Regions from separate parts of the Homo sapiens genome. Here region 2 is linked to region 1. Evidence: chromatin loops called from intact Hi-C (ENCODE). Cell type or tissue: GM12878. All regions are shown on one strand. Links, peaks and the distances in the headings refer to the core of each region. The heading gives the core; the rest is flanking DNA.

What was found. Hi-C counts contacts between places; a loop is a spot of excess contacts. Peaks named below come from ENCODE experiments on the same cell type or tissue, not always from the same donor. Only the 100,000 strongest peaks of a DNase experiment are listed, where the experiment ranks them.
Region 2: it touches region 1 in a loop (2.2-fold over the local background); 2 of 110 quality-filtered maps call a loop at or near these places.

What each region holds. Positions count from the first base shown.
Region 1 is chr11:7,447,503-7,463,402 of GRCh38, forward strand. All of the region lies in intron 6 of SYT9 (synaptotagmin 9), which reads left to right. It overlaps SYT9-AS1 (SYT9 antisense RNA 1), which reads right to left. Exons shown (of 5, transcript NR_103855.1): 2 at 13,737-13,834; 3 at 10,294-10,457; 4 at 2,871-2,940. Among named protein-coding and RNA genes, the nearest start is that of SYT9-AS1, 10 kb to the right of the region's middle. RefSeq lists an enhancer at 4,062-4,573. In GM12878, for the core only: no CTCF peak of the experiment used is centred there; no DNase peak of the experiment used is centred there.
Region 2 is chr11:7,550,942-7,566,841 of GRCh38, forward strand. PPFIBP2 (PPFIB scaffold protein 2) reads left to right here. Exons shown (of 24, transcript NM_003621.5): 3 at 14,612-14,826. Among named protein-coding and RNA genes, the nearest start is that of PPFIBP2, 45 kb to the left of the region's middle. RefSeq lists an enhancer at 12,200-12,701. In GM12878, for the core only: no CTCF peak of the experiment used is centred there; DNase peaks (open chromatin) are centred at 8,650, 8,830 and 9,176; H3K27ac peaks cover 1,179 bases.

The DNA.
Region 1 (15,900 bases), core at 5,143-13,142:
CCCTCACAAACATTCACTTCCTTCGAACTCAACATACAGATAAACTTTTCTCTGTATATATATCTTTGTGATAGCTCCCACAATCCTATTTTGTAATTTTGTGTTGGTTTTACTGAATCAACTATGAGTTCCCTGAGAACAGATACTGTATCTCATTCATCTCTGAATCCTGAGGCCATACAGATAACCTTTTCTCTGTATATATATCTTTGTGATAGCTCCCATAATGCTATTTTGTAATTTTGTGTTGGTTTTCCTGAATCAACTATGAGTTCCCTGAGAACAGATACTGTATCTCATTCATCTCTGAATCCTGAGGCCATTGTGTAGGCCCCAGCGTACAACTAGGTGCCCAGTGTTGGCTGAATGAGAGCAAGAGGGTGGGTTCAGCTTCTCATTTGCTCAGCATGAAGTGTGCAAATTCCTTCCTGACTCAGAAATTAGGGATCCTTCATTGACAGTCATTGTATGGTTTCAGAAGATTGCACGTTCAAATGTCTACACTCGAAAAAGCTGAATGAAAAACACCCTCACCAACAGCATCTCATGTTTTGCCTAACAGCATGAGCTCTGCCTCTCTGTAGGGGCTTTAAGCAAAGCCTTGACAGTCTGCAAGGAGAGAATAGCCATGGGGCTCGGGGTCCCGTGAACTTTGGGATATTTCACAAATATCCTAAATATTGTTGAGACAGTCTAGTGACTTTGTGAAACTGAGGAGAAATGGGGAGGCCTTCTCTCCGAAGGGCTTCAGAGCCATCTGGTTCTATCTGGGATTTATTCTGAATGCAGCCTTTACAGTGAGAGGGCGCCACACTCAGGTGCAGGGATCTGGCTTGAGACTTGGGGAAAACATCATTGCCTTTGATGGCGCCTGCTAAAAGCAGTGTGGACACAGACACCTCATGCACATCTTCTCCGTTCAGGGCTCCAAATCCCTGCTGCGGCTCGCCTCAAGGCGGAACGGGGTAGCAGCACACACCTCCTGTTCCAAGGAAGACAGCATCTGCTGTGAGTGTGCCGCTTTAGCAAGATGACTGTGCTTTATTGATTGCAATTTCATGCTGCGATTATGCACGTCAATCTACGCTGAAAATGGCAACTGTGCCCCCTGCATCTCCGATGTTGTGTGGTGTGTGGTTCTGTTTTCCAGACATACTGAAATAGTTTGAAAAAGTGGCAAAACCTGCTCTACAGAGCAAAAAGAATTATCTTAAAATAACTCACTTTTCATAGGCCTTCAAACGTCATTCTTTAGCAGGGCCCAATGAGTGAGGGGCAGGGTCTCTACAGCTTCCCCAGAGACCTGAACCCCTCTTTTCAGTCGTGGCTTCACGGTGGATGGGTCATCACTAAGGATGAGAAGGCTGCCAGGCCCAGTTGACTGGGGTGGGGCAGATTCAGGGCTTGAGGTGGAAAGGAAAACTGGGAGCAGCAGGGGCTTAGTCTTCACAGAATGAAGGAGGGTGGCCAAGGGTGTTGCTGATGGAACCAGGGAGGAGAAGCCAAGACTCAGAGGGTTATAAGAAAGTGGAGGAGCAAAGGCATCAAGGAGCAAAAGAGGTCAGGCATGGTGGCTCACACCTGTAATCCCAGCGCTTTGGGAGGCCAAGGTGGGCGGATCACTTGAAATCAGGAGTTTGAGACCAGCCTAGACAACATGGCAAAACCCTGTCTCTACTAAAAATACAAAAATTAACCGGGCATGGTGGTGGATGCCTATAATCCCAGCTACTCAGGAGGCTGAGGCACGAGAATTGCTTGAACCCAGGAGGCAACAGTTGCAGTGAGCCAGCCTGGGCAACAGAGTGAGACTCCACCTCAAAAAAAAAAAAAAAAAAAAAAAAAAAATGGAGCAAAAGCGACAACCTTGCCAGGCCACCCTGAGGTGCATAGATGCATGGAATGTGAGGGACTAAGTGGCCTCTTGAGAGTGCTACAAAGAAAGTGTTGTGACTTCAAAAGAGAACCAGGATTCAGTTGAAGTGAGAAAGTGGATAGAAAGTTTACATGAAGGATTAAGGATGTAGGGGAGGTAGGTGTGGAGCACCAGAGGAAGGCTGGAGACAGTGGAAGTGGGGGCTGGTTTGGAGAAGGGGAAGTACAGGGCAGGATATGATGACAGTAGGGACAAGAAAAGCAACTGGACTGGGGGTGTGGAAAGCACAGCCTGCCAGGTTTGATCTCAAGGGGCAAAGTCTGCTTCACCCACAGGAAGCAAGGTGACCAGGCTATCCTAGAAAATAAAGCCACAGCCATCCTCAGACCAGCTGTTCTCCTAGAGTTGTTTGAGAGAGGGCCTGAACTGTCTCTCCTCATGTACCCATTTATTCGTCCATTCCCCAGTGTTTGTGAGCATTGGGTCTGGTGGGCCCCTGCTCTTCCCACCACCTTAAACCCTCTCCTGCCTGCCCAACTACCACCCCCTCCCCTGTGCCCAGCTAACTTCTCAACTCCTGTCTGCCTTCTCCCCGATGCCAGTCATTGCCCGCCTCCCAAGCAGGCATGCTTTGCCTGTAATATGATCCCTCCGATGAATAATAATCCAATGTTACATTTTCTACTCTATCCAGACCACTGTGCTCAGTGCTGTACAGGCATCCCCAGTTTAACTCTCACCCTGTGAAGTAAACAGTTTTGTCTCCCCAGATAAAAGAAGCTGAGGCTTAACTAATTTATCCAACATCATGAGGCAAATAACTGGCCGAGCTATCAGATTAAGGTAGATGGTATTATTTCTTCATGGTTATATGCCCCAGCACACTCTTGTCAGGGTCTTGACTCCAATGACTTAGGACTCGGGCCTGGGATTTGCTTCAATCAATAGAATATGAAAGGATGACAACATGCCAGTTCCACATGTTTCTACTCACCCCCTTGAACTTTTAGCATCTGTCATGGGAATAACATGCGCTGGAAGACGGGGGCTTCTTCAGCTCGGTCCTGGAACAAGAAGACGCAGAAGTAGATTTCTACCTGTCTGGCAGAGCTGCAGCCAACCACAAACTCATCAGCAAGAAATTAGTGTGTATTGTTGTAAGCAACTAAGATTTGGAGTTGTTATTGTAAGAAAAGCTGACAAAATACAGATTTAAACTCACAGTGTTCCTCCATCTCTGCCTGTTGGACATAGCTACCAAGCTTATTTGGGTCCAAATGCGGACTTACTTCTCTCCACCTGTTAGGAAAGGCTTTCTCTCTTCATTATTTTATCATCAAGATGAATCTCACAACCTACTGGAATTCCAGTTTAACTTTTCTTTTCCTTCTCTTGCCCTCTCCCTGGAAAAAGTTTTACACATGCCGACACATGTCAGCAAACCTCTCAACCTCACATCTGTGCTGGTCAAGCGGCTTTGAAGACACAGCTATACCAGTCAGAGCACAATCAGTTTCTGACATGGTCAGTGTCGGGATCACACAGTAATGCTGGTTTTAAAAGACTTTTCTTTCTCAGCTGTTATTATTCAGCTCACTTAACAATTAAAACTAGAACAATGCCTTAGAATTTTTAAGAAAATTCTTTTGTTTCCATCCTGCTGGCACCGATTCATCATCCTTTATGACTTCACATTCCCAAATGATTTGTGATGTAGGTTTTTTGCTAATGTACTTTCAGTTGTTTTGCTTCTGATGTTTCCTCCCCACCTAATCAAATGCTTCAAAATAACCATAATTTCTAAACCCAGTAGGACATAGGACATGCACTGAATAATATGCACTAAAATTTATTAACAGAAAGCCCTTTGTTTTTAAAACTCTGAAAGCTAATGGAATACTCTTTTTTACTTTAGAAGGCATGCTGTGTTCTGTGTGGTTTTCCCACAGATGTGTTTTTAAATGTTGCATTCTGTTAAGACTAAATGTTGTATTTGCAAAGATTTTACTCCCCCAAAGCAGAACATAATTTCCCTCGCTATCTTAGCTTGAAAAGGCCTGAAGTGAAAATGTATGACTTTGCTTATGCAGCTTTTCTTCTCCTCTTCAGATAAAAGAACCACATTTTCCTTTGAGGACTCACCCCTCTTCCCCCTCTAACCATGTGGTTTGGGTAGAGGCATCCACATCCTCAGCTCCAGGAATGTCTTTGCATCTCCCCAGGCTTAAGCCCAATCATCACATTCAGGGATTGGTTCGGGGTGAGTGTGTGACCCAATTTAGGCCCAGGAATTTTGTTGGAACTATCCGGAAAAGTCACATCTTTCCACTGGACTTGAAGCTGTGAGGATGCAAATGTGGGGTTGTTGGCTGCTATCTCACCATCAAAATAATAGAGTGCACTCCGGGATGGAGTGAAACAAAAGAAAGCATACTTGAGAAGTAGAGAAGGTGATAATGAGTCCTGATGACACTGTCTGAACCTCTGGATCCAGCTGTGCCTGAAACTGTTCCTTGCAAGGGACTAGCATGTACCTCATGACCGACAACAACAAATCTGACATTGCTGCTGGTTGGATTCCAACTCTAGAGAAAGAGATAGCTAGAAAATTAGTCTGCACACACAAAAGCAGAGAAAAAATACACAAAATACCCAGTGGTTAATTTTAAAATGTGAATGAGCAATCAAGGGTCACTAAGTAAGACAGAACTGACAGCATTAATAGAGGTTTATATTTAAAACACACACACACACACACACACACACACACTGAGGAAAAACAAACAATGATAAGAAATCAAATTCAAGTGTAAAATAAATCAAAAGTATAGTAATCTTAAGTAATTAACATGTAGAAAATCTACTCACAAGCACTTCTGCTTGTTGCCACATTGGCCTCAAGTATTAGATAAGAATGTCCTGGCTCCCAGAGGCCTTCTCACTCCTGATTCTGTTCCCTGCAGTTCTCCTCACTCAGAAAAGCTGCTCTCTGACTCTGTCCACTGCTTCTTTCCCACAGAGGTGTAGGTACGTAAGTTGGGGCCATTTCAAAGGCAATCTTCTCTCATCCTCTTGTGCAATGTCTTGAGAGGCTGCTCTGAAGAAGTTCTAATTTTTGACAAAGTTTTGCTTCTATACGGTCAAAATGATCTCACTGGGGTTTCCACATGTTGCTCCTGGTCTGTCCATTAGGACAGCTCTGAACGTCCCCTTCCCTTCCAGAGTGCTTTTGTTTTTATTTTTGCCTTACCCATACTCCTTTCAGAGAGACTGGTCCTTAGAGCAGAACATAAATTCCATACAAGATAGCAATGGAGCCAGTTGCCCAGAGAGCTTTGAACGGGACAGTTATCACACCCTGAGTCAAGTAGAATGCTTTGGGCTTCTAGGAACAGAAAACCTAACCCAAACTCCTTTTTATGAGGTGAGGTTTTGCTCTTGTTGCGTAGGCTGGAGTGCAATGATGCGATCTCGGCTCACCACAACCTCCGCCTCCTGGGTTCAAATGATTCTCCTGCCTCAGCCTCCCGAGTAGCTGGGATTACAGTCATGCACCACCACGCCCAGCTAATTTTGTATTTTTAGTAGAGACGGGGTTTCTTCATGTTGGTCAGGCTGCTCCCGAACTCCCGACCTGAGATGATCCCCCTGCCTCGGCCTCCCAAAGTGCTGGGATTACAGGTGTGAGCCACCGCGCCCGGCCCTGAAACTCCTTTAAAGAATAAAATGAGGCCGGGCACCGTGGCTCATGCCTGTAATCCCAGCACTTTGGGTGCCTAAGGCGGATGGATTGCTTGAGCTCAGGAGTTCTAGACCAGCCTGGGAGACATACTGAGACCTCCGTCTTTACAAATATAACAAAAATTAGCCAGGCATGGTGGCGTGCCCACTATGGGGAGGAGTGGGTACTGTCAGTACAAGCTGGGAAGATACTCCAAAGTGTTTCTGTAACCCCTAGGAGCCAGCCATTGGCTTATCTATCATCAGTTCCCATGACCATCTTCAGTTGTCCTGGTCTCTAGCATGCACACATTCATTCAGCCAGTGTTTACTGAGCCCCGCCATATGCCACATGCTATTCCCAACACTGGGAATAAGGTGTTGAGCAAGGCAGTGAGTGGGGACCCCTGTGCCGTGGAGGTTGCATTCTGGTGGAGGGAGACAGGCAAATTGCATACAGTTGAACAGAAAATAGGTCATCACAAGCTGGACGATGCAAATACAAAGGCAAGATGTGACAGCAGTGATGGGGCACTCCTTTGTGCTGGGTGGCTGGGGAAGGCCCTGAGAAAATGACACTTTCCCTGACTGACCAGAAGCAGACAGCCAAGCAGAGGCCTGAGAAGTGCATTTCCATCACAGAGCAGATGGCCAGCATGCATCTCTGGAGCAAGGACCAGCGTGGCCTGTCCAGAAGTAGAGAGGAGGCAGGTGTGGCCAGGACCATGAGCAACGAGAGGTAGAGTTGTAGGAGAGGAGGCCGAAAGGGAGTCAGGCCAGGGCGCAGAGGGCATGGCCCCTAAGTTCAGATCTCAGTCGCCCTCCTCAGGAGCACCAGGGAAGAGGCCTTAAGCCCAGTCTCCTTCAGCAGGCACCCTCTGTGGTCTCCTCTTGTTTGACAGGCCAGAGGCTCCCAGCTGGCCAAGAGGGCTCAGCTTCCCCACAGGGCAGGATACCAATCCCTAAGTCCAGGTGAGTCGCCCCTTTTCTGACATTGCTGCTCCCCAGTCACTTTTCTTTCCTTTCCTTGCTACCTACCTGATTTCCAGCCCTTGATGAGAGTCCAAGCCTCCAGCTCCCAGAATCACCCTTCATTTTAATACTCAAATACCCTGAGTCCCCACCCTTTCTCTCTAGCCCTTAGTTGATGTCTTCCTCCCATTTGTCTCTGCAGTGGCCTGAGGAATGGTCTTTTTTGCATCTCATGATTCCAGATGATGCTTACCATTTCCGCTCTCTGCTGCACTCCAGGCTTCTCTACAGCCATCTTTAGAGGCCTTCAGCTGCTTCTCCCAGCCACCATCTTCTCCCTGCCCTATCCCCACATCCTATCCCAAGCACGGACACAGTCCCTTTCCCCATTCCCCCAAAGCATGCAAATGCCAGACTATAGCATTTAATGAAGATTTCCTAAGGGCTGGGGATAACACGAGTGAAGACAATGCGAGTAACTGAAATTAAAAATTCTATAGCCAGGGAAAGAAACATCCATCTAATATCATAATTGTCTCTGCCAATAGGAAACTGCCTACGGGGAACACATTTTACATTGTTATGCAGAATAACACAGCCTCTCATTCTGAGATTGGACCTGGGCATTACCTTTAATAACCTAAGGCCCCTGATACCTCCCCAAAGAGCTGTTTCCCCAGCACCCCAACACACTGTCTTGCAGGTGGTTTCTTCACTAGGGTGCCAGGATGAGGAGATGTGTGAAGCTAAAGTCAGCTCAAAGTCAGCTTTCTCTCCACTCACCAAGTGGTGAGTTTGCCTGGAGGAGGCTTCTGTTTCTAAGTCACACAAAGGCCCAATGCTAACAGCATGGCTGAGAGATACATGCCGTGGCCTACTATCAGCCACAGTGTATAGAGGACAGCAGATACACAGATGAGAGAAAACGAATTCAGCTAATAGGTTTTATTTGTTTTGACATTGTGAGTATCTTTGAGATGAAAAGCTAATAGTTGGAATAGTGCCAAAAATCTTAATATTATTAATAACATATCAATAAAAGCCTCTAAACCTTTAAGGATAAAAGAAAGTTTCTTATCTTGTATCCTCTTTTCAAACACATTTAAGGGCCTTTGTTTCTGTCTCTTTCACTGAGAAAAAAAAAGCAAGCTGCAAGACAATACATTTTCTAAAATTAGCACACATTTAATTGACTTTTCAAAATGAAGTTCTATTCAACCTATTAGATGTGTATATTCCATACAACATTCCAATGTTTAAGCTATTTTTTTTTTTTTTTTTGAGACAGATTCTTGCTCTGTCATCCAGGCTGGACTGCAGTGGCGCCATCTCGGCTCACTGCAGCCTCTGCCTCCTGGGCTCAAGCGATTCTCCTACCTCAGCCTCCCAAGTAGCTGGGACTACAGGCACCCGCCACCACGCCTGGTTAATTTTTGTATTTTTTTTTTTTGTAGAGATGGGGTTTTACCATGTTGCCCAGGCTGGTCCTGTACTCCTGGATCCAAGTGATCCACCCACCTCGGCCTCCCAAAGTTCTGGGATTTAGACATGAGCCATTGTCCCTGGCTCATTTAAGCTAATTCTGAGACTTTTTCCCAAATACAGAAAAACACATCTGTAAATCACCATTGGAGAAAGAAAGGAGAACGTGAAGGTCCTGGGAAAGGGGTGAAGGCCCCTGCTTGAGGACTTCATGGGGTTGGTACTTAGTCCCTCATGGTATCACAATAGGCTATGCATTCTACAGCTGCTCTTTGTGACCTGTGTAAATTCTGGGCAAAAATGGCCTTTCCCTGGGTCATGTCTGCTAAAGCAAGTATCACCATCCAGTCAGATGGGGCTGATCCCAGCAGGTGCCCAAGAAGGAAGTCACCCACTGTCTAAAAGTCCTACATAATCCTCAGGGTTCATTTTAGGTGCCACCTCCTCCATGAAGTTTCTAGTGAGCAATGCCCCATTTGGAATGAAGTACTCCCTTAATAGTTTGATTGTATTTAGATTGTATTTGATTATACATTTACCACTTACCACCTCTCATTTTTATTTTGTAGTTAGTTGGATACATCTGTCTTCTCTCCTGATGTGAACTCTTTAGGTCTGGGGCATAGGGTCTGTCAGTACCCACTAAATTGACTATTTTTAGTTGATTTGGACTTACTGCAGACCTTTTACTAAACATGGCAATTGAGCTTTTGCTCTCTGATCATGGAGAAGTTTCCAGTATGCAATAGTCAGGAGGCAGGAGGGGGCTGGTCAGTGTGTAAGTACTCAAGGGAGGATTAAAACAAGGTACAGTCTGCACACAGCTCCTCACAGTGGGTGGAGGCACCCAGAGGAGAGAGGCAAGCTGCCTGCACATGCAGCAGGCTGGTTACACCTCCCTCCAGTGTCTTCCCCATGTCAGGCAAATGAGAGCTAGAGGACCTTGGGATCTTGCTCTTTAGCCAGAAAATGGCCACCCTCCATAAGTGGTAATGGTGATATCCTGAAATCAAGTTCACAGGTGAACAGATCTAATGTCCATTTTATTGTTCACTAAAGTTTAGGGTCAGTTGAGAGTGGGTGATAAATATATGACTCTTCATTCATTATCTCTTTGGTATTTATATTTTTGACTTATTTTTTCAGAACTCCATTGGTCCCTATTCAGGAAATGCTAAATTTAAACAGCCCCGTCCTGTTTTGGGACCAGCCACCTAGAGTTCTCAAGTGCTAAAGGCAACGACCTCCTTCCCATCCTCACTCACCAGTAATTCCACAGGGCCAGGCTCAGTGAGATCTGTCAAGGCAAGAGGGGTGCTTCAGCTGATCCCATACTATCACTCAATTCTGGTTTTCTGACTCTCTTATTTGTTTTCAATCCAACCTCTACACTCCTTCAAGTACTAAAGTACAAATCTGAGCATGTAACTCTCCCACTTAAAAATCCTTCAATAACTGCCCTTCATTCTGAACAAGATCAAGATCGAGTTCCCTACCTTGGCATTCAAGGTCCTCTGCGACCCTGCCTCCATCTCCTCCTTATACTTTATGTTGGGGCCACACCTAATGGCTGGTGGTTCACACAGTGCTTTCTATTCACCCCCATGCCCTTGCTTCTGCTTTAACTTTTTCTTGTGCTGTCCTTTCAACCCCTCTTTTCCTGCCTAGATCCAGCCTGTCTTTTTAGCATCTAATCAGTTGTCAGCTTCTTCAGGAAGCATTCTGAAGATCCTGTGGTATGAGCTAAATGCTTCTCGTCTGTGCTATCCTCTCCTAGCACCCTGTGCCTGCCCCTGACATAGCATTTGGTGCCACTTGATATTATCTGTGTGTGTGTCATCCCCAGCACCTCCCACTGCTCCTTGAGAATGGGCCTAAGTGTTATTCATCATTGTATAACAAGCACCTGGCAAAATGCCTGGCACAAAGTCAGCATTGAATAAGTTCTTGTTGGACAGAATTTCAATTTCTTCTATCTTACAACTTGTAAAATGATTTTTACAAGTTTTACTTACTGATTTCTTAGATAAATTCTCCATGTCAATTTTTCTTCAAATCTACAGGCATAGTGGTTCTATTAATGCACCAAAGCAACTGAGAGCTAGCTCTGAATGCCAAAGAGCCAGGCAACACCCATGAGAATGAAGACAGTGGCAGTGAAGGTCCCAGTCATCATCTCAGATGGATTTGCAGTGTCATGAGGGCTCAAACAGTTCTCATAAAGGTCTTTATAAGAGACTTACCTTAGTTTAAAAGGCAGGTTGGGAAACCCATGACCATTTCCTCCAGAAAGCACAGAATTCCTGCAAGCCTGGGGTCACTATTTTGGCTGCCATGCTGTCAGCTTATCCCAGCAATCTTTCAAGGTGCTTCACTGTATGGCATCATTTGCTGTATTGTAAGAATTCTGTTCAAGTAAGAATCAATCAAGCTTCCTTTGAAACAATCACTTTGCATAAGGAAATGGGAGTTTCAAGGATGTATTTATTTGTTCAACAAATATTGATTGAATACCTACTATAGGTGCTGAAGATACATTTTTAGGGACAAAATAGTCAAAAATCTTTGCTCTAGTGAAACTTGACTAGTGGGAGACACAGATGTATTATGTTATAGTGAAGGTAAATGCTATGAAGAATAAAATAGGGCCGGGTGCGGTGGCGCACACCTGTAATCCCAGCGCTTTGGGAGGCTGTGATGGGCGGATCACCTGAGGTCAGGAGTTCGAGACTAGACTGACCAACATGGCAAAACCCCTTCTCTACTAAAAGTACAAAAATTAGCCGGGCATGGTGGCGGTCGCCTGTAATCCCAGCCACTCAAAAGGCTGAGGCAGGAGAGTCACTTGAACCTGGGAGGCAGAGGTTGCAGTGAGCCGAGATCATGCTACTGCACTCCAGCCTGGGCAACAAGAGTGAGACTCCATCTCAAAAAAATTAATTAATTAATTTAATTTAATAGAGCAAGCAATGGGGATCAGAAGTGTGACATAGATTGTTTACTTTTTACAGGGGGTTAATTTTAATGGAGGTAATTGTAGGGCTCACAAACAATTGCAATATTTGAGCAAACACTTGAAGGAGGTGAGGGAGCAAGCCCTGTGGCCATGCAGAAATACACGCTAAGGGAACGGCCAATACAAAGGCCTTAAGGAGGTTCACACGAGGATAGTGAGGAGAGTAATGTGGGGGATGCAGGAGAGAAAAAAGAGAGAGAAGTAGGGGATGAGATCAGAAAGGTAACAGCGGGCAGAGCTCAGGTAACTGGAACCCAGTAGAGCTTCAAAAGTACTTTGGCTCATTCGCCAACATGGCAATTTTTAAGAGAGATGTGACATGATCCAAAGTTATCACTGATCTCTCTGCTGCTGTGTTGAGAATAGACTAGATAATGACAAGGTTGGACGTGAGAATACCCATTAGGAGTCTACTGCTATAATCTAGATGGCAATAACAGAGGCTTGGACAGTGTAGAAGCAAGGAACATGGTGAGAAATGGTTACATTCTGGGTATATTTTGAAGGGAGACCCAATAGGGTTTTCTGTAGGGTATGAGAGAGAAAAGTAAAGGATGATTCCAAGGTTGACCGTGGAAAGATAGAGCTGCCATTAAGTGAGCTCAGGAAGACTGCAGGTAGAGCACCTATGTGGGATGATCAGGAGTTAGACCTAATAGGTTTGAAGCAACTATTGGATATCCATAGGAAAACATAAAATAGCAGTTAGATGCAGGAATCTAGAGTTCCAGAGAAAGATCAGGCTGTAAAAATGGATGAGATGTAAATGGTAAAGAGAAGAGGTCCCAGGACTAAGAACTGGGACATTCTATTTAAAGGTAAAGAAAAGAAGAGAAACCGATAGACTGAGAAGGAGCAAGTCATTGAAGTAGTAAGAAAACCAAGAGGGTTTGGTATCCTAGAAGGCAAGAAAGAAATTGTTTCCAGGAAGAGGGAATGCCCAGATGTGACAAATAAGATGTAAATAAAATGAAGATTAAGAACTGACATTGGGTTTACCAATGTGCTGGATATTGGTGGGGTACTGGTTTGAATAGTGTCCTCCCAAAATTTACATCTACCTAGAACCTCAGAATGTCACCTTATTTGGAAATAAGGTCTTTGCAGGCATGTTAAGATGAGCTTATGCTGGATCAGGGTAGGCACCAAATCCCATGACTAGTGTCCTTATAGGAAAGCCATATAAAGACCTAGAGGGACATACAGGAGACTGCCATGTGACAATGGAGGCAGGAATTGGAGTGATGCAGCTATAAGCGAAGGATTGCTGGCAACCACTAAGAGCTAGGAAGAGGCAGGGAAGACTTCTCCCCAAGAGCTTTCAGAGAAAGCATGGGCCCACTGGTACCTTGACTTCAGACTTCTAGCCTCTAGAACTGTGAGACAATAAAGTTCTGTTATTTTCAGCCATCCAGTTTGTGATACGTCATTATGGCAACCCTAAGAAACTAACACACTTGACGAAGCAGTCACTAACTTGTCTGTACCTTGATTTTCTCATCTGTAGAACAGGAATAAAAGTACCTGCCTCAGAGGATTGTGGTAAGGATTAATAATATATCTAATATTCTTATAATAGTACATACCAAATTCTACATAATGTTAACTGTTATAATGATTATAGATCTAATAATTCTGTTTTGAAATAAAAACACTTTTTTCACTTGTTCTTTGCTAAATTCTCATTAGCTTATTAATTTGACAGATTAAATTTTCCTAAACTTTTAAACACCAATTTTACGTTTAATCAAATTCTCTTAAATATTTTTAAATGAGAAAAAAGATATAAATCTAGTGAGTAAAATTCTCCTAAATTTTTAAGCATTGTTTAAGCAATTGATTAACTACATTTCTGTGAATATTTCAAGCTAAAATCACAAATTTAAAATGTGATTATATTAAACACTCCAAACATCTAATGCAGGTGTTAAACAAAATTGTTCTCAATCATGTAACTCTTATAATGCTAACAAATAAAATCTTATACATTTAGGTGAAATGATGTTAAGCATTTCAATATCTTAAAAATAAGCTTTATAAATGTAGTATAATAGATTTTCCTAAGCATTTAAATGGTGACTATAAATTTAACTAGTTAAGTTATTCTAAATATGTCCATTAAAATCATGAATCTTATAATTTTCTAGTGTATCAGATTGTTAAGCATTTAGCTTAAAAACAAAAATTGGGATAACAACATGTGTATTGCACTTGAATAAATAAAGTTTACACAAAAGCATCATTTATAATTCTTATTTGTTAACCCTTTCTGTGTCACAGTTACTCTTCTAATTACTAGGAACACAATGATCAGTTTAGGAGCTCTTTCTAGGAATTGAAATTACAGAGATGACCAGAGATTTGAGTCCCAAATTGCAGAGGTAGAATAACCGTGCACAGACATGGGATGGGGCATTGGTTGCCTCACAGGGGAATTTTACCAGAGCTATGAATTAATAAGGCAAGTTTCTTCTTCTGGTTGGCTTCTGCTTGCTGTACTGTCAGTGGGAGACAATCCTAGGCTTTTTAATGGAATTTTATTTTATAACCCAGTGCATCACATATATCCTAGGAATCTTTCCAATTTCACCCTTATCGAATTTTTGTTATAACTTTTATCATTCCTATTCCGTGATTTGGGTAGATGGAATTATGGACACACACACTCACACATAGTAGTCACAGAGCTTCCTGCTGAGACGTCCTTTTATTCTGTGTTCCTTCTCTTCATCCTTGATTCTATAGTCTTCTTTTGACCACACTGAGCCCTTCAAGAATAGAATGTGCATTATTTATCTTTGTGTTTTGTTTGTTTGTTTTTTGAGAGGGAGTCTGGCTCTGTCACCCAGGCTGGAGGGCAGTGGCATGATCTCGGCTCACAGCAACCTCCACCTCCCAGGTTCAAGTGATTCTCCTGCCTCAGCCTCCCAAGTAGCTGGGACTACAGGCACCCACCACTACACCCAGCTAATTTTTGTATTTTTAGTAGAGACGAGGTTTCACCATGTTGACCAGGCTGGTCTCGAACTCCTAACCTCAGGTGATCCATCCGCCTTGGCCTTCCAAAGTGCTGGGATTACAGGCGTGAGCCACAGCGCTGAGCATAACTTTGTTTTCTTAGGGCTCAGCACAAATGCCCGGTGCTCAATAAATGTTTGTTGAATGATGAATACATGTAATGAATATTAATTTGAAGTAACAGACTCCAAACATCCTCCACTTTACTTCATCAGGTAGAGTAATTTTGGCCCTATAGTAATTTCCTATCTTGCCACCTCATCGAAAAATATGACAGTCCTTGTCTTACCTTCTGAATGGTGCCTTCACTGTAGCCTTTGCTTCTTGATTGTTTCTAATGAGCCCCTCTCAGTAAATAACAATCTACATGTCACACATGCCACGCACCATTTGCCACCTTTCCCCTCAAGGTCTACTTGACGGTGAATCTTAACACACTCTCCTGTGAAGTCTGGACTGTTCAGAATTCATTTCTGGACTAAGAATCCTTTCTAGAAAGGTGCTGTAGTGGAGTTACCATTCAAAGCACAATAATTTACCATTCTGGGCATAGCACTTAAGAGCATACATTTTAATCCATAAAAGCATGGTGGCAGATTCTGGCTCTGCCATTTACTACCTTTATTATTTGGCCTTTTTCAGACTCAGTTACCTCACTGTGAAACTGTAATTGTAATATCTATCACAGAGGGTTAAGGTGAGGCATGAATGAGATAAGGTATGCAAAGCTCTTAGGATAGAGCTAGTGCTTAAGCACTCAATAAATAGTAGTTGTTGCCCAAATGGACCCTTTCATTTTTCCATGCTACTGGCCCAATCTCCTGAAAGGCAGTATAGTCACATTCATACTGCTTTATTTCTTTAACATACTTGTTCTTAAAGCCGAGAGAGGAAGTAAAAAAAAAATAGAATGTCCTCTTTACAGAAAGAAGCTAATCAGATTGTAAACTGGCAGCGCGTGATAATTTTTCATATATTTGTAAAGCTGTGCTAAGCAACAGTCAACAAAATCAGATTCTAAACCAGCAGAGCATGATGAATCTTCATATATTTGCAAAGCTGTGGTAAGCAATAAATAGTCAACAAAATCCTGAGATTTTTGTGCTTTTTAAATAAAATTTTAAATGTAAATTTAACAATATTAAGTACATAATAAGATTAAATCATGTAATAAGAATCACTTCCATTTTTGACAAGCTTCTTAGTTCAGAGCCCTTAGGTACTTCCTGTAATAAAGTCCCATTTTCAGATTCACAGAGAGATATTATCTAATGTTTCACTCTGTCTTTTCATGTTCTTAATTTGGGGTCTGTTTCAATGGCCTGTCTCATATCAGCTGTCATTTTTGTGATCGAAATGTCACTTCACATTACAGTTTTCATTAGGACAGTTCTCATCTTTGGTTTCAATTCAATTTAATTCAAATTAGATCCTTATGTCTCAGGACAATTGAATTCACTTACAATCTTCTCTGTTCAGATAGGATTGTAACCACTACTTCCTGTTGATACTACTGGAGTTGTTGGTACCTTCTAAACCCCTGGTACTGCCTGGGAGCCCACCAGGTCTCATAACAAGGACACTGCTGCTTCTGCCCATGGAAATGGGGCTGGCACCAGCACTGGAACCAGCCAAGCTAGCATTATGCTCAACAGTTATTAAACCACCGTTACTGTCTCCGGTGTTGATGACTGAGTCTCTACCACCTTCCTCTCAACAAAATCCCACTGGGTCAATGCTTTTCTGAATTATGGAAAAATCTTTCTTTTCTCACATTTTGTTTTATACAATTTTTGGCTGAAAAACAGCTCACTAG
Region 2 (15,900 bases), core at 4,913-12,912, 100 kb after region 1:
CTGGCTTCCCTGCTCCTCAGTTTGCAGACGGCCTATTGTGGGACCTTGTGGTCGTGTGAGTTAATAGTACTTAATAAACTCCCCTTTATATCTATATCTATAGATATAGATATCTATAGATATCTATCTCCTATTAGTTCTGTCCCTCTGGAATACAGATGTCCTGTTCTAGGTTAGGGTCTCTGATGCCTTATTGAGGAGAAAGAGTCAAGAAAGTGGATTTCCTAGCAATCCTTTTAGAGATACTGACCTGTGAGCTCCTCGGGGTCTCACGTGCATTGGGATAATAGCTACAGGATCATTCCCTGAGAATGCCTGAGGCAGTCATCACTTCAGAGCCTTCAGCCAAAGAGCAAAGGGGAGACTGAGCGAGTCCCTGGCAGACCTCTTTGATGGTTGTCAGGGAGGGATGAAAATACTATCTTTTCTCTACGTATTATCTCTGCTGCTTTGTCAAAGGTCATTTGATTATATTTTTGTGATATATATTCAGGTCTATTTCTGAACTCTGTATTCTGTTTCATGGATTTATTTTTTCTTTCACCAATACCACACTGTGTTGATTACTGTAGCTTTAGTAAGTCTTGAAGTTGGGTACTGTCAGTCCTCCAACTTTGTTCTTCAGTGTTGTGTTGGCTACCTTTTGCCTCTTCGTATAAAATTTAGAGTCAGTTTTTTGATCACAAAGTAACTTTCTGGGATTTTGATTGCAATTGCATTTAACTTAGATCATGTTGGGAAGAACTGACACTTTCACAATATTGAATTTTTGAGAGATGAATCAGACTTCTAAAGAAAAGTAGCCTTGTGTGGGGTCAGTACCTCTTTCTGACTCCTGATTTCTCCATACAGGCATTCCTGAAATGACAGAGCCTCTGGCAAAATTCATTTTGTCTCTGAGAGACATTATGTGGCTGGATCCTTAAGGCCTTGCCTTGACCCAGGATCTGCAGTTGAGAATCTGGGATGTGTGTGGAGAGAGGGGCCCTAAGTGTGGGTTGTGTGAAACCCAGGAGACCTAATCTTCTGATCTTCCAGTACAAACTGCTCTATCCTTCCATTTCCTTAGTCCTCCATCTTGGAAGGTTCTATCTAGAAGGGCTCCTGGGCTTTTCTGTCTGGAACAGGTATGAGAGTTTTGTAGAGAGAAGGCATTCTTTGCAAATTGGTTCTTTGCAGATTGGTAGGGAGGAATACCTGTAGCCAGACTACTTGTTTGAAAACCTAGCTCTACAACAAGTTACTTACATGGTCTGTGCCTCAGTTTCCTCATATTAGAAATGAGAATAGTAATACCCATCTTAGAGAGTTGCCTGTGTTGACATGCGTAAGGTGCTTAGAACAGTGCCTGGCACATAGTAAGCACTATAAAATGTTAGCTCTTGATAGATTAATGAGGGACTAAAAATAATCTTCATCATGTTGAATCTTTTCTGGGGACGGGGTAGTATTCTATTTATTAAAGCTCTTATTTCTCCCATCTGAGTTTTGTGGTTTTCATTGTATAAGGCTTGTGCATCCATTGCTGGATTTGCCCAGGGTCTGCAGATTTAATACGTGGTCTTCTGATTGCTCTCTGCATCTGTTCTTGCTCCCTTATAGACTGTTTCCCACAGAGCTGTAGAGTAAACCTGAAAATGTAAATTAAGTCATATCACTCCTCTCTCCAAAACTCCTCAATGGCTTCCCATCTCAGGATAAAGTTTAAAGCCCTTACCACGGCCAGCAAGGTCTTAGCATGGCTTGGCTTTCGTGGCCCTTTATGCATCCCTTTTACGTTCCCAGGGTGTATCTCACTTTAACCATGAGCTTGCCCCCCCCTCTCCTGGAATGCCCTCCTCCAGATCTAGGCTTATGCTGAAATGTTACCGTACCGGAAGGCCTTCCCTGACTGTGTCTATCATGCATTCCCACATAACTCTGTTCTTGTATCTTGTTTATACTTCTTTATAGCACTTATCACCTGACCTATCACATTCATATTTGCCTCTTTGTTTATTGTCTGCCTCCTGCACCAGCATGTAAGTTTCTTAAGGACAGAGGCTCTGCCACTGTATCTCCAGTGCCATAATTGGTGGTTTTAGGCATTTTAGTTAATAAGCATTTAATACATGCTAGATGTTTTTTTTTCATTTGCTTTTGTGACTAGGATCTCCTTTTCATTGGTTAGGAGGTATACATATAGGTTTCTGTATACATCTTCTATCTGGCTGCATACTGAACTTCATTTATTTTCTCTATTTTCACCCTTGTTTCACTGATTCTTTTGGAATAACAAATTATTATTATTTTTTTTGAAGACTAGTAGTTTGTATGTCCCATGAACCATCCCTGAAGTAGTAACTGGCTCACACAGATATTTGACAGGAGCTATTTGACAGATTATTCAACACTGAGGTTACTAGTGAGTATCTGGAGGGCATGTTTTCTATGCTATTCTTGATAAAAAGAATGATCATTCTTTTGAATGCCTTGTTCAGGTTACTTTTTCTCAAGATTGCTGAGGACACTTTTCCTCATTTTTATGATGGCATTAGGATGGCTGAACCAAATTGGGCCAAAGAGGTTAAGAATTTTTGTGGTTATTAACATGGACTACAGAGTTGGACTGTAGGGGTTTGAATCCCAGCTCAGCCATTTAGTGCTGGCTGTGGGATCTTTGGACAAATTGCTTAATTCTTCTGAGCCTCAATTTACTTATCGATAAAATAGCAGTAATAATAGTACCTGTCTCATATTATTGTGAGGGTTGAATTAATGCAGATAAGGCACCTAGAAAGTGCTTAATTGATGTAAGTTATTTGTTTTATTGATATTAGTATTAAATTATTTTTACCCCCCAAGATCATAGTGCTGAGATTTGATTCCAGGGCCATCTGAGTCTCTTCCAGGCTCCTTTTATTCCTGGGCTGGTTTTTATGTTGATGCATGGGGCTGTCTGTAGGAGAAAAGAATTAACTGAGGGAAGGATACTTTTCTGCTCTTGCTCACAATCCCTAAGCCAGAGTGGTTTTGTTCTTGTCTCTCTTACGTTATTTCTTCTAAGCAAGGGTTCCTTTGCTTAAGGGTGGCACAGCTAAAGAAGTTTGAAAACTGGCACCACACCACAGATCTTGCAGAAATGACATTTTTGTGTGAACATTTAAATCTTCCTCTCTTTATTTATGTTCTCTTATTAATTTTAGATTGCATGATGTCAAGTAGTGCCACCACCACTGCCAAAACACAACTGCTTTTCCATCAAAGTACTCAAGTACCCAAAGAATGTATTTTCTCACAGTTACCACGTATTTCAACGGAAAAAACCTTTATGGGCTTCCTGGACCTCCCAAATAGTAACCACTTACACAGAAACAACACAGATTCCTACTAAAATGGATGTACTGTATTCAGTGATCACTAGTAATCATATACTATGTAACAAGGAATTGCCTCTTACTAATTACAGTAGGCTGGGTTACTGTTTACTTTCCAAAACTCCTTCTAAAAAGAGTGCACTTTGGGCATGTGATATCAATGTTTATGTAATTAAGCTTTTAGTGCAAAAAAAAGTCTGTCTCCTCCTGCATCAACTAAAACAGTGCAAACAGTGCGGGATGATTATCACTCCTGTAAACAATCAGACCAGGAGTACTCTGAGAGGACATCCTAATGCGCAAGTGGTAAATATGCCCCTCCAGAGCCACGGTGCGATGGCCTTTGTCTCAGGTGGTCAATGTTGGGAGGTGTGAGAGAGAGAAATTGGTTCTTGTAAATGCAAAAAGAAATGCCTTGTAAGCAGGACTATTAAATGAAACTCCTTGTAAAGTTGAATTCTTGAAATCTGAATGGCTGAATCCCAGGTGACTAGACTAGACTAGACTAGACTAGACTAGATTGGGTCTATACTAGATTGGGACCTCAGTATTTTATATCAGAAAGTTGGGAAAGGGTGGCTGTTAAAGACTCTAGGATCTTTGTCAATAATGACTTGGTTCTAATATGAAAGACCATTATTATAGTTTCCAGTAGGATGTTAACCTTTGATCTAGTCTTCCTCCTGATTAGTCCCTGTGATTCTGCTTGCAAATTCACTGTAATTGAATTACACTGTTGACAATTGAAATTGAACTCTATATTGCTTAATTACCTCCCTCTGGATGGCCTAGAGCAACTGCCACAGACACTAATTTTGCATGGAGCTTAATTTGTGAACTGACAGGTTCAGTGGCTACTTTGTCAGGCCACTTCTGGCAGGGGACCAGAGAGCCACGTGGTCAGGACACAGAAGGCCACTTACTCCTCTTGGCTCTGCATGAGGTTACTCATGCAGTTATGTACAAGCAGTACTCACTGAGGAGGAATAGTTAAGAGGAGTCTGTTTTATGACAGTTAAAGAAGTTGCCCTGTCAGCTGGGGCCTTTCTGCCAACTCTGATTAGCGTCTGGGTTTGTAAAAAGAAAACAACAAAAGATTGTGCAGGGGCAGAGAAAGTTCTGATCAAGACCGAGATTGTTCACGTTGGCTTGTGAATGAAGTCAGCTGTGGTGCTGAGGACTGTTGAGTCCATACTCTGAACAGTCCTTGACTGATCTTGTCCCCGGCTTCTCTGAGGTGCAGCAGCATATAGCATTCATCAGTATCGGACTCGCTGTTTCCCATTGCAGGTTGTGAGAGCCCTGCTAGGACTTTGTTCAGAAGAGTTGGAGTGGGGGTCTTAGGAGTGTCTAAGGGGCAGAGCTATCAAAGACTGCCCTTTGTATGAAGAGGTCAAAACAGCTACTGGGGCACCCGCTGTTTGACAGCCCTCATTCCATTTTTCCCTCACTGGTAGACCCCATCTCCCAGTCCTTTATGGAACTGTGCCTCGTTTTCCATTCTCTGAAAGAGTTTGGATAAGGCTGGAACTATGTGTTCCTTAAATATTTACTATAGTTGTAGGTATAGGAACTGAGCTGCAAAACTGTGTGGGCCTCGTGTATTCTTGTTTGAAGATTTTTTTCTTTTAATGGTGTGGACAGGTTTTAATTTTTTAATTGAGTCTTGGCAAGTTAAGTTTTTCTAGAAATGTGTCCATTTTACTGAGGCTTTCCATTTTGTTATCATCAAGTTGGCCATTATATTTTATCTAAAGTACTTTGTTAGATTAGAATTATTCTTTAATGTTTGATAGAATTAACATATAAAAGCATTTGGCCTGGTGTGTTCTGTGTGGAAAAAAATTTAAACTACGATTAAATTTCTTTATAAGACGGCCAGGTGCAGTGGCTAACGCTTGTAATCCCAGCACTTTGGGAGGCCGAGGCGGGCGAATCACGAGGTCAGGAGATTGAGACCATCCTGGCTAACACAGTGAAACCCCGTCTCTACTAAAAGTACAAAAAATTAGCCGGGTGTGGTGGCGGGCACTTGTAGTCCCAGCTACTCGGGAGGCTGAGGCAGGAGAATGGCATGAACCCAGGAGGTGGAGCTTGCAATGATCGTGCCACTGCACTCCAGCCTGGGTGACAGAGCCAGACTCTGTCTCAAAAAATAAAATAAATAATACTTGACTCTTAGAATGCTTTAATTCTCATCACTGCCCCATCTTCCACATTATTTTCGTTCAGTATTCTAGTATCTTTGTATTCTCCAAATTATTGTTTTTTCAGTTGATAGCATTTTGTTTAACAGTTTTAACAACCTCTCCAGTCATAGTTGATTCTTTCATCCTGCTTTTTTTGCATGATAGTTTTCTTCCTTAAAATTTGATAGTCTGTCAGTAATAGATTGTATTAGTCGTCATTTGAAAAATGTCCTTAAATGTTCATAATCTTGAATGATAGTTTATCTTGTACAGGCTTGTAGGTTGGTCACTATCCATAGGTATTATTTTGTGGTCACAGGGATTTATTGCTAATGAGAAGTCTGGCAATCTGTATCTGTCTTCTGTCTCTGGTTGTTTTTAAACTTCTTATTTATCTTTGGTGTTCTTCAGTTTCACTGTGTTGTTTCTTGGGTGGATTTGTTTTGATGTATCATTCTTGGGACTCAGTGAGTGTCTTTAAGCTGAGAGGACTCAAGTTTTCCATTCTGAAAAATTCATAGCCATTTTCTTTGTTGTCTCTGCTTCATCCTCTGTATTCTTCTGGAATTCCTGAAGAATTGTGTTGGACCTTGTCCTCCTTTTTTAATTCCATGCTTCCTAACTCCTCTTTTATATTTTTCACTTGTGTCTCTGTTTGCAGCATTCTTCAAATCTATCTTCCTCTCCAATAATTCTCTCATCTGCTATTTAACCTGTTCACTTAATTAATTTGCTTGGCTGCATTCTTTATTTTGGTTTGTATTTTTTTTTTCAGATTTTCCTATTTTTTAAAATCATGCTTTCCTTTTCTTTAAGGTTTTTATTTCTTCCTTTTCTCCTTTAATTATGTAAAACATATGACATATGCCCAAATATTCCCAAATAGACAAAATATTTACTCATATTAGTGTATTGATTTAGTTACGTGTTTAAGCACTAAGTAAAAGGCTTTCAATAATTCAAAATAATATGTTAATTTATGAACTTCTTGTCTCATTGGCACTTTTTTTTTTTTTTTTTTTTGAGACAGAGTCTTGCTCTGTTGCCCAGGCTGGAGTACAGTGGCATAATCTTGGCTCACTGAAACCTCCATCTCCTGGGTTCAAGCAATTCTCAGCCTCCTGAGTAATTGGGATTACAGGTGCCCACCACCATTCCCATCACTGGCACATCTGATGAAATAATTTTATTCAAGCTTTTTATATTTATCTTTGTTTCTATCATTTTGAGCGCTCTTTTTGAATAATCCTAGCATTCTAGAGCAGTTGTAGAGCATTTGGGGATGCAGATTCATATTTGTAGGTCTGGGATGGGATCCGAGACTGTATTTCTAATGAACTCTCAGGTTTTGCTATTGCTACTCCTGTGGACCCCTCTTTTAAGTGGCAAGGTTTTAGAACATGCCATCCTTACTTGGAATTTGTTTTAAATACAACACTTTAAAAATTCACATATGATGCTGTCATCAGCTATTTCATCTCATGCCAAAGAACTCCATTTACGTGGTAAAAGGTTAGACTTTAAAAGTTTATCTTGTCTATATGTCTTAATTGTACAAAATATATATTTTGCATGAATGAAGATAGGCTAAGTTATATTGCAGTGAGAAACTACTCAAATGTCAGTAGTTTGAAACACAAAGGTTTATTTCTTGTACACATTGCAAGTTCCCTGAGATCTGCCAAGAGCTCTGGTCCTTGTCATCTTCACTTGAACACAGACTGATTGAGTCTCCACTATTGCCAGAAGTCAGGGCAGGTGGAAGAGATATGAGGAATTGTGTACTGGCTCTTAGACTTTCTCCCACAGTGATACACATGGTTTCTGTTTATTGGCCAAAGGAAGTTATGTGACCATGAGTGACTTCAAGGGACAGAACTGTGAGCCTACTATGAATGCAAGTAGAGGAGAACAAAATATCTGAACAACCCCAGTCACTACCACAGACATCCCTATGTGCTTTCGAAAGCGATCATTAAAAGGCTTTCAGCTGGCTGCGGTGGCTCACGCCTATATCCCAGCACTTTGGGAGGCTGAGGCAGGCAGATCACGAGGTCAGGAGTTCGAGACCAGCCTGGGCAATATGGCAAAACCCCGTCTCTACTAAAAAAATACAAAAATTAGCCAGGCGTGGTGGCGCGTGCCTGTACTCCCACCTACTCGGGAGGCTGAGGCAGGAGAATTGCTGGAACCTGGGAGGCGGAGGTTGCAGTGAGCTGAGATCACGCCACTGCACTCCAGCCTGGGTAACAGAGCAACTCTGTCTCAAAAAAAAAAAAAGAAAGAAAAAAAGGCTTTCAATGAAATCCTATAACACTTGCATTGTATGTGGTCTTATCCTCAAAAATAATTATTAAATCTTCATTAAATTTTGGTTTTGCTCCTTAAAATAAAAATTCTCAGGTGACCTCTATAACCATCAAAGCTAGACTTCATTGAGGTGATCTGCTAGTGCCATGGTTTCAGCTTAAGCATCATTTTAGTATCACCTGGGAAACTTTTTATTACCCCAGGTCACACCTCAGACCAATTAAATTAGAATCCCTGGAGGAGGGCCCAGGCATCTGGAGTTTGTAAAACCGCTCAGGTGACTTCAATGTGCATTGAAAGTTGAAAATATTTGTGCTACTCTAAATACTGCTTTGTTGCTCAAAATGAAATAAATAGAATTCCCCAAAGAGAAACTTTAGGCTTGACTGTAAGTTGAATTACCCTTTTCTGAGAAATCTGGGGGGCAAATCTTGCCTTATATTTAGGCATATCCAGCATTAGTGGTTTATGGTGTCTTCTAAATTTTCCTGTTAATTCCAGGTTTTAGGGCACACATTTTTTTTATTTGTTTTCTATTTTGATTTGTTTCCCACTGTGGTTGTAATTTTTTTACAGGAGGTAATTGTGGGAAATGTGTGTGGAGTGTGGAAATGAGCCTCCTGGGAGATTTTGCAATTGCTAATGCTGGGCTTTAGGTGTTGCACTATTCTGGACCATTTTGTGTGCATGTGTGTTGATTTCTGGTTTGGGATTTCGGTAGTCAGTGCATAGTAGAAATTTGGCACTATACCAGTGGTATGCAGAGGCCTGTAGGCTTGATGTCTCACTGGGGGGTGAGGGAGGGTGTATATGTGTGGTATTATAAACACCTAGGGGGTTACTTAGCATACTGCAAGCTTCCCTGCCGTTGGGTGAATTTTCTCAGATCCATTTATGAAATAGGCAATACTTTGGGGTACTTTCTTTCTATAGGGGTCTCACTTTCAACTTACTGCTTTCACTGGAGGCATTAAAACCTCAAGCCCCAATCTCGGTTCCTCCCTATATCTGGGTATTTTGCCCCTGGGCTACTCTAGAGTCAGCTTGAATTAATTTCACTGTTGAGTTCACTCTTTGTTTCTGGTACCCAAGGTTTTTACTGTCTTTCAAGCTTGGCTCCATGTTAAAAAATAAAATAAAATAAGAGTGTTATCTTTTTCAGCTTTTCTGTTTGTTCATTGTGGGTAAGGGGGACTCCTGGCAGTTGAGTATGTCCTGTTTCCAGAAGGTTCCCCCTTAAGCAGCACATGGCTAGCTTACCAAGAGGCCTGCTCTGAGATTTTCTGAAATGATTGTTCTGTGAAAATACTACCAGGTTTTTCCCCCTTTCACTAATGCAATTATAGAGCGAGGGAAAGCTAATCAACAGCACAAGGAAGAAACCTGTCTGGGTTTACTCACTTAATTTCCTGCCCAAATAAAGGCCTGAATTCTTCCATATTGTCTAGCATCCTGTGGGGACTTTGAAAGAACAAGAGAACCTAGAGTCCCTGTGCAAACTAAATGTCAAACTTGAATCTCTCACTTAGAGTCAACAAATTTAAAGTTTAAAACAAATTGTTATAAAAGTAATGAAAATTAATATTGTCAACATTTGGGTATTTCTCTGTATATATATATACCATATACATATAATTGTTTTACTGAATAAGGCAAGTATTTCCCCATGTTACTGAGTCTTTAGATAATTGTTTTTTATACAGCTATATGAATCATATTCTTTCTTTCAGAAGTTATTTAAACATTCACCAATTTGGGGGGATTTTTCCCCTACTTTTTGAAAATTAAGATGCTGCTGAGATTATTCTTATATATTAATCTTTGACTACGTGTCTGGTTATATTTCCTTAGCTTAACTTTCTAGAATTGGACTTGCTAGGTCAAAAGGCATGAATATTTTTCCTGTATCTTGCCAAATTGCTTTTCAGAAAGATTAGGCCAGTCTTTGTGTCTATTAACAGTGTATGAGGGTACCCTTATGAACAGCATATGAGCTTGCCAACATTAATTATCATTGCATTTGCATTTTCAACAATTTACGTAGGTGAAAATTGAATATCATTTTTAAATGTTCTATTTACCAATGCAAAAACATTTTCTTTCCATATTTTTAAATTTTACTTCTGTTTTTTAATTCCAGAACTGCCCATATAAGAACCTTGTGCCTATTTTGTGTGTGAGAAGTGGCTTGGGGACTTTTTCTTATTGATAGATAAGGTCTCTTTTTGTATGAAGGCTATACTGAGCTTTTGTTGTAATTGATACGAGTAGGTTTGTTTGTTTGTTTTGAGACAGAGTTTTGTTCTTGTTGCCCAGGCTGGAGTGCAATGGCACAATCTCAGCTCACTGCAACCTCTGCCTCCCAGGTTCAAGCGATTTTTCTGCCTCAGCCTTAAGTAGCTGGGGTTACAGGGGCCTGCCACCATGCTTGGCTAATTTTTGTATTTTTAGTAGAGAAGGGGTTTTGCCATGTTGGCCAGGCCGGTCTCGAACTCCTGACCTCGGGTGGTCTGCCTGCCTCGGCCTCCCAAAGTACTAGGATTACAGGCGTGAGCCACCATGCCTGGCCTACAAGTAGGTTTTTCAGGCTATAATTTGTCTTTTAATTTTGTTTTTAATATTCCAGAAGTTAATTTTATGTAGTCAGGTTTATTGTTCTTTTATGTCTTGCTCAATTGCTCTTGTGCCTATAAAATCTTCCTCTCACTCAGTTTTGACCTATCTTCTCTTTGTATTTCTAGTTCAGTTTTTTAAGTGTGTAATCTTTGTCTGTCTAAATTTTATTTTTGTGTATGGTGTATAATAAAGATCTTATTTTTTTCTGTGAGGGTAATTCTAGCCACATATTTTAGCAGTGTATGGCAAGTGCCTCTTGATTGTACTTCTCAGAATATTCTCAGCTATTTTTATTGGTTAGTTATTTTACTGTGTAACATAAATTACCCCAAACATAACATCATACAATAATAAACATTTATCATCTGTTTCTATCTGCCAGGAATTCAGGAGCGGTTTAGTTGGGTGGTTCTGGCTTAGGTCTCTTAAAGAGTTATAGTTAAGATATTAGCTGGGGCTACAGTCATCTGAAGGCTTTTCTGGGGCTGGAGCAGCAGTCCCTAACCTTTTTGGCACCAGGGAACAGTTTTGTCGAAGACAGTTTTTCCATGGACCTGGGGAGTCGGGGGAAAGTTTCAGGATGAAACTGTTCTACCTCAGATCACCAGGCATTTGTTAGATTCTGATAAGGAGTGAGCAACCTAGATCCCTCGCATGCACAGTTCACAATAGGGTTCACACACCTATGAGAATCTAACGCCACCAGTGATCTGACAGGAGGCGGAGCTCAGGCGTAATGCTCATTGGCCCACTGCTCACCTCCTGCTGTGCAGCCCAGTTCCTAACAGGCCATGGACTGGTACCAGTCTGTGGCTAGGGCTGGGAACACCTGGGCTGGAGGATCCCTTCCACAGTGGCTCACTCATATGGCCATTGGTAGAAGGGCTTAGTTCCTTGATGTCTGCTGACAGGTAGCCATATTTCCTCACTATATGGACTTTTCCATAGGGATGATTGAGTGTCCTTATAACATGGCAGCAGCCTTCCCCCAGAGTGAGTGGCCTGATACAATAAAGCAGAAGGAGTCACAGTGCTCTTTATAACCTAGCCTTGGAAGTGACATTCCTGTCATATCCTATCATTTCTGTCATATTCTACTGGTGACACAGAGCAACCGTGATATAATATCCACAAATTACGAATATTAAGAGGAATGGGTCACTGACGGCTTCTTGGAGGCTGGTTATCAAACTCTTCCTCTGAGAGGAAATTTAGAATTGTATCTCCCTTTGTATAGATGTTTATTCAATATCATTTTGTCATTTACATCCCAAAGCCCCATGGTGGCATCTGGAAGTTTCTTCTTCCCTTAGTTTTCTGCCCTGTAACCTTATCTGATTCTTAAATTTAAAGTCAAGTGGCGTTTGTCATCTGAGGCTTTTCTGTCACTGTCATTACAACTAGCTCAGGGACAAAATATTTATCTTTTCACTTCCCTCATCTAGTATTTATTGACTATTGGTTTTGTTAAAGTAATAAAAGAAATATAAGTTTCAAAGAAATAGAAATTAAAGTTTTATATATATATATATATATATATATATATATATATATATATATATATACACGCACACACACATATGCCTGTAAAACTTGGCACAGATATACATGTACTCACATACATGTACACACGCATACTCTGAATAGTAGGAAAGAATCCCAAAGCTTTAGGGCAGAGAGGGTCACAGAGAAAGGAAGAGACTTTTCCAAGGCCACACAGTGATATAAAGTTAATGAAAACCCAGATCTTCCATCCACCTTTTAGCCTGACTCACTCTTCCCACATTTATGAAATACTTAAACTGGATGGCTACGTGTTTAAAATTCATGTGTACAGAATGGAGAGGGATTACTTAGCAATGGTTTGGAGATTGGAGGTCTTGCTCTGCTTCTGTCCGTTTTCTTCCCTGAAGTTTGGCTGTGGCTGTTCTAAGTCCACTCTTAATTGGATTTGTAGGAGCCAGAAAGTGCTGAGCACACATCACAGTGGTGGGTAATTGGGCAGTTTCCTGGCTCCCCAGAGCCTCTGACTTGTTTGTGGATGGTGATCCATGATTCCCTGTATCATGCATTTTCAGAAAGCAAACTGGCAATCAAATGGTAATTGTTTCCATCTGTGTGGATTTCTGCCTGGCAAGGAGGAGGTTGGCTCTGAGAAGAGTAAAGGGACCTGGAATTGGATGTCAGGCCTGCAGCATACCATGGATGCGGTGGCCCCAAGCTCACATTTTCCAGTAGAGTCCTAATTTCAAATCTTTCATCTGGTTGGCCTTATAAATAATGCAAATGCCCTAGAAATTCCACCACCTAAACCATATTTTCTAAAGTGTTTCTTACTGCTGAAAGGAGCACAGACTTCCTTTGTTAGACTGTTGCCCCAGTTTTGATTTGAAAAATGTATCACTGAACTTACGGAAAGGAGACTTTTGCTGCTGCTGCTGTTGTTAAATAGGTGTAAGAATGGTGGAACAGGCCAGGCGCAGTGGCTCACGCCTGTAATCCCAGCACTTTGGTAGGCCAATTTGGGTGGATCATGAGGTCAGGAGATTGAGACCATCCTGGCTAACACAGTGAAACCCCATCTCTACTAAAAAATACAAAAAATTAGCCAGGCGTGGTGGCGGGCACCTGCAGTCCCAGCTACTCGGGAGGCTGAGGCAGGAGAATGGCATGAACCTGGGAGGCGGAGCTTGCAGTGAGCCGAGATTGCACCACTGCACTCCAGCCTGGGTGACAGAGCAAGACTCCGTCTCAAAAAAAAAAAAAGAATAGTGGAACAGTTGAATTTGGGGCATATCAAATTAGAAAGAGCTGACCCAATATACCAGATCTCTGAGGACATTGAAGCACTCTCTCTCTAGATACTCATTCAGGTATATGTGCGGGCATTTTGTCAGATTCCTTTTCAGTGTCTACTGGGTAGAGTGCATGATGCTGGGAACTCAGTTAAATGTAATATGGACTCTCTCTCAGACTCCACAGCCCACAATAAGGAGATGAGGTATGGATATACATAATAATAATGCAAATTTAAGAGCATATAGAGATATATAGGGGATATAAAGATCTTCTAACTGGGAAGATCCAGAAAGATTCCAGTTCACTAAACCCTCACCAAAATGAATACAGTAATTGTCATCTAGTGCTGTGGGATAAGCCAACCCAAACATAGTGGCTTAAAACTACCATCGTTTCTTTGTAATTTCATGATTTGAGTAGCACTCTGCAGGTGTGTCTCCTCCCTGTTCCACTTGGTGTCAGTCGGGGTGGCTCATGGGGGCTTGGAAGATCCCAGATGGCTTCATTCACATGTCTGTCACCACAGCTGGGAGGGCCAAGAAAGGTGGGGCTGTCTTTCTAGCCAGGTAACTGGGCTTTGTTACATGGCAGTTTAGGGTCAAAGAGAGAAAGAGTGGAACCTGTTAGACCTCTTAAGGCCCAGGCCCAGAGCTGGTACAGAGTCACTTCCACTGCTTTCTGTTGATCAGAGAAAGTCACCAGGCCAGCCCAGAGTCAAGATCCATCCCTTTATCAGAGGAGTGGAATGCACACACAGGAATGGAAGAATCTCTGGTGGCCAACTGTGTAATCTATGACTTTAATATAAAGAAAAAAATTCTAAAAGCTGAAGAATGAGATCTTACTGTCTAAACGTAGTTTATGGTCCCTAGTGAGGACTGGCTGTGCTTTCCCAGTTGTCTAAGTGTGTGAGCTTCATACATCAGTCCCAAAGGGTACAGTCATCCACCTCTGTATGCCTATTTTTACACTGTCCAGCCCGAGATTAGATAAAGATGATTTCTGGAAAGTTTACATTGTGAGTGATTCAGCTGGGGTCCAGGTGGCCTTCCAGGTTTCTTTATTTAAAGATGGGGTCTCACTCTGTTGCCCAGGCTGGAGAGTAGTGACTATTCGCAAGCCAGATATTGTGCACTACAGCCTGGAACTCCTAGACTCAAGTGATCCTCCCGCTTCAGCCTCCCAAGTAGCTGAGACTACAGGCGTGCACCGCCATGCCCAGCTCACCCCCAGCTTCTTATCTGTCCCTTTCACCGTTTCTTCACCACCTTTGCTCTTTACTAGTACCTTGCTCAGGGTGTCCACCCTTCTTACTGAGTTTTCACCTCTCTCTCATTGCAGGCACTAAAACAGGTGCAGATCTTAGTGATGGTACTTGTGAGCCTGGACTGGCTTCCCCGGCCTCCTACATGAACCCCTTCCCGGTGCTCCATCTCATCGAGGACTTGAGGCTGGCCTTGGAGATGCTGGAGCTTCCTCAGGAGAGAGCAGCCCTCCTGAGCCAGATCCCTGGCCCAACAGCTGCCTACATAAAGGAATGGTTTGAAGAGAGCTTGGTGAGTAGTCCCGTGGCCTGATTGGGAACCACTGGGGAATGTAATGGTGCAGCCCATGGAGTGCCACTGCTGACTGGGGCTGTTGAGTCATCTGTATACCTTCCAGCCTTTTCTTCCATCCCACTTTGGCCAACGCTGCAGGGTGGCCCTTCTTATCAAGGAGTATAGAGCCCAGTCAAGCGACTTAAGCTATGCCCTCTGCCCTTCCATGGTCCACAGTTGGCCTCTCCTGAGGAAATCCAGGGCCAGAGAAGGGCAAACATTTAAGATTTCACACACACACACACACACCCTCGAATTACATGTACTGCTTATTGAGTTCTAATCCCTGGCTGGTGTCTCTACCCTCGGCTAGATCCCACTACCCCTTGTTTCTTACCACAAACAAAAGACTGGTTACCTCATTGATTTAAAAAAAAGCTTGACAAATTTCTTAGGAGGCAATGTTTTCTTATTTTTGCATTTCTTTGGTAAAAAGGCTAAACTTTTGAAAATTAGTTTATTCGTATTCCTCTGTATGGTCTCTAAACTTTTGATTCTATATCCTGTATCTGGACAAAGAATGCATTTCCCATATACATATTCACATGCAGCATTTTATTTTTGAGACAGGGTCTTGCTCTGTCACCCAGGCTGGAGTGCAGTGTGGCTTGATCATGGCTCACTGCAGCCTCGACCTCCCAGGCTCAAGGGAATTCTCCCAACTCTTGCTCCCAGAAGTGTACCACCTCTGCAGAAGTGCGAGCCACACCTGGCTAATTAAAAAAAAAATTTTGTGTGTGTGGAGATGGGGTTTCCCTATGTTGTCCAGGTTGGTCTTGAAATCTTGGCTCAAACAATCCACCCACCTCGGCCTCCCAAAAGTGCTAGGATTATAAGCGTGAGCCACTGCACCTGGCCAGTATTTCACTAATATACCTAAATTATAAAAATACCACAAAACAGAATTTTAAAGTTTTTTATTTGTACAAATTGTGGGGTACATGTGAAATTTCCTTACATGTATATAACACATAGTGATCAAGTCAGTCAGGGTATTTAGGGTATCCACTGTTCACCAAAATAGAGTTTTAA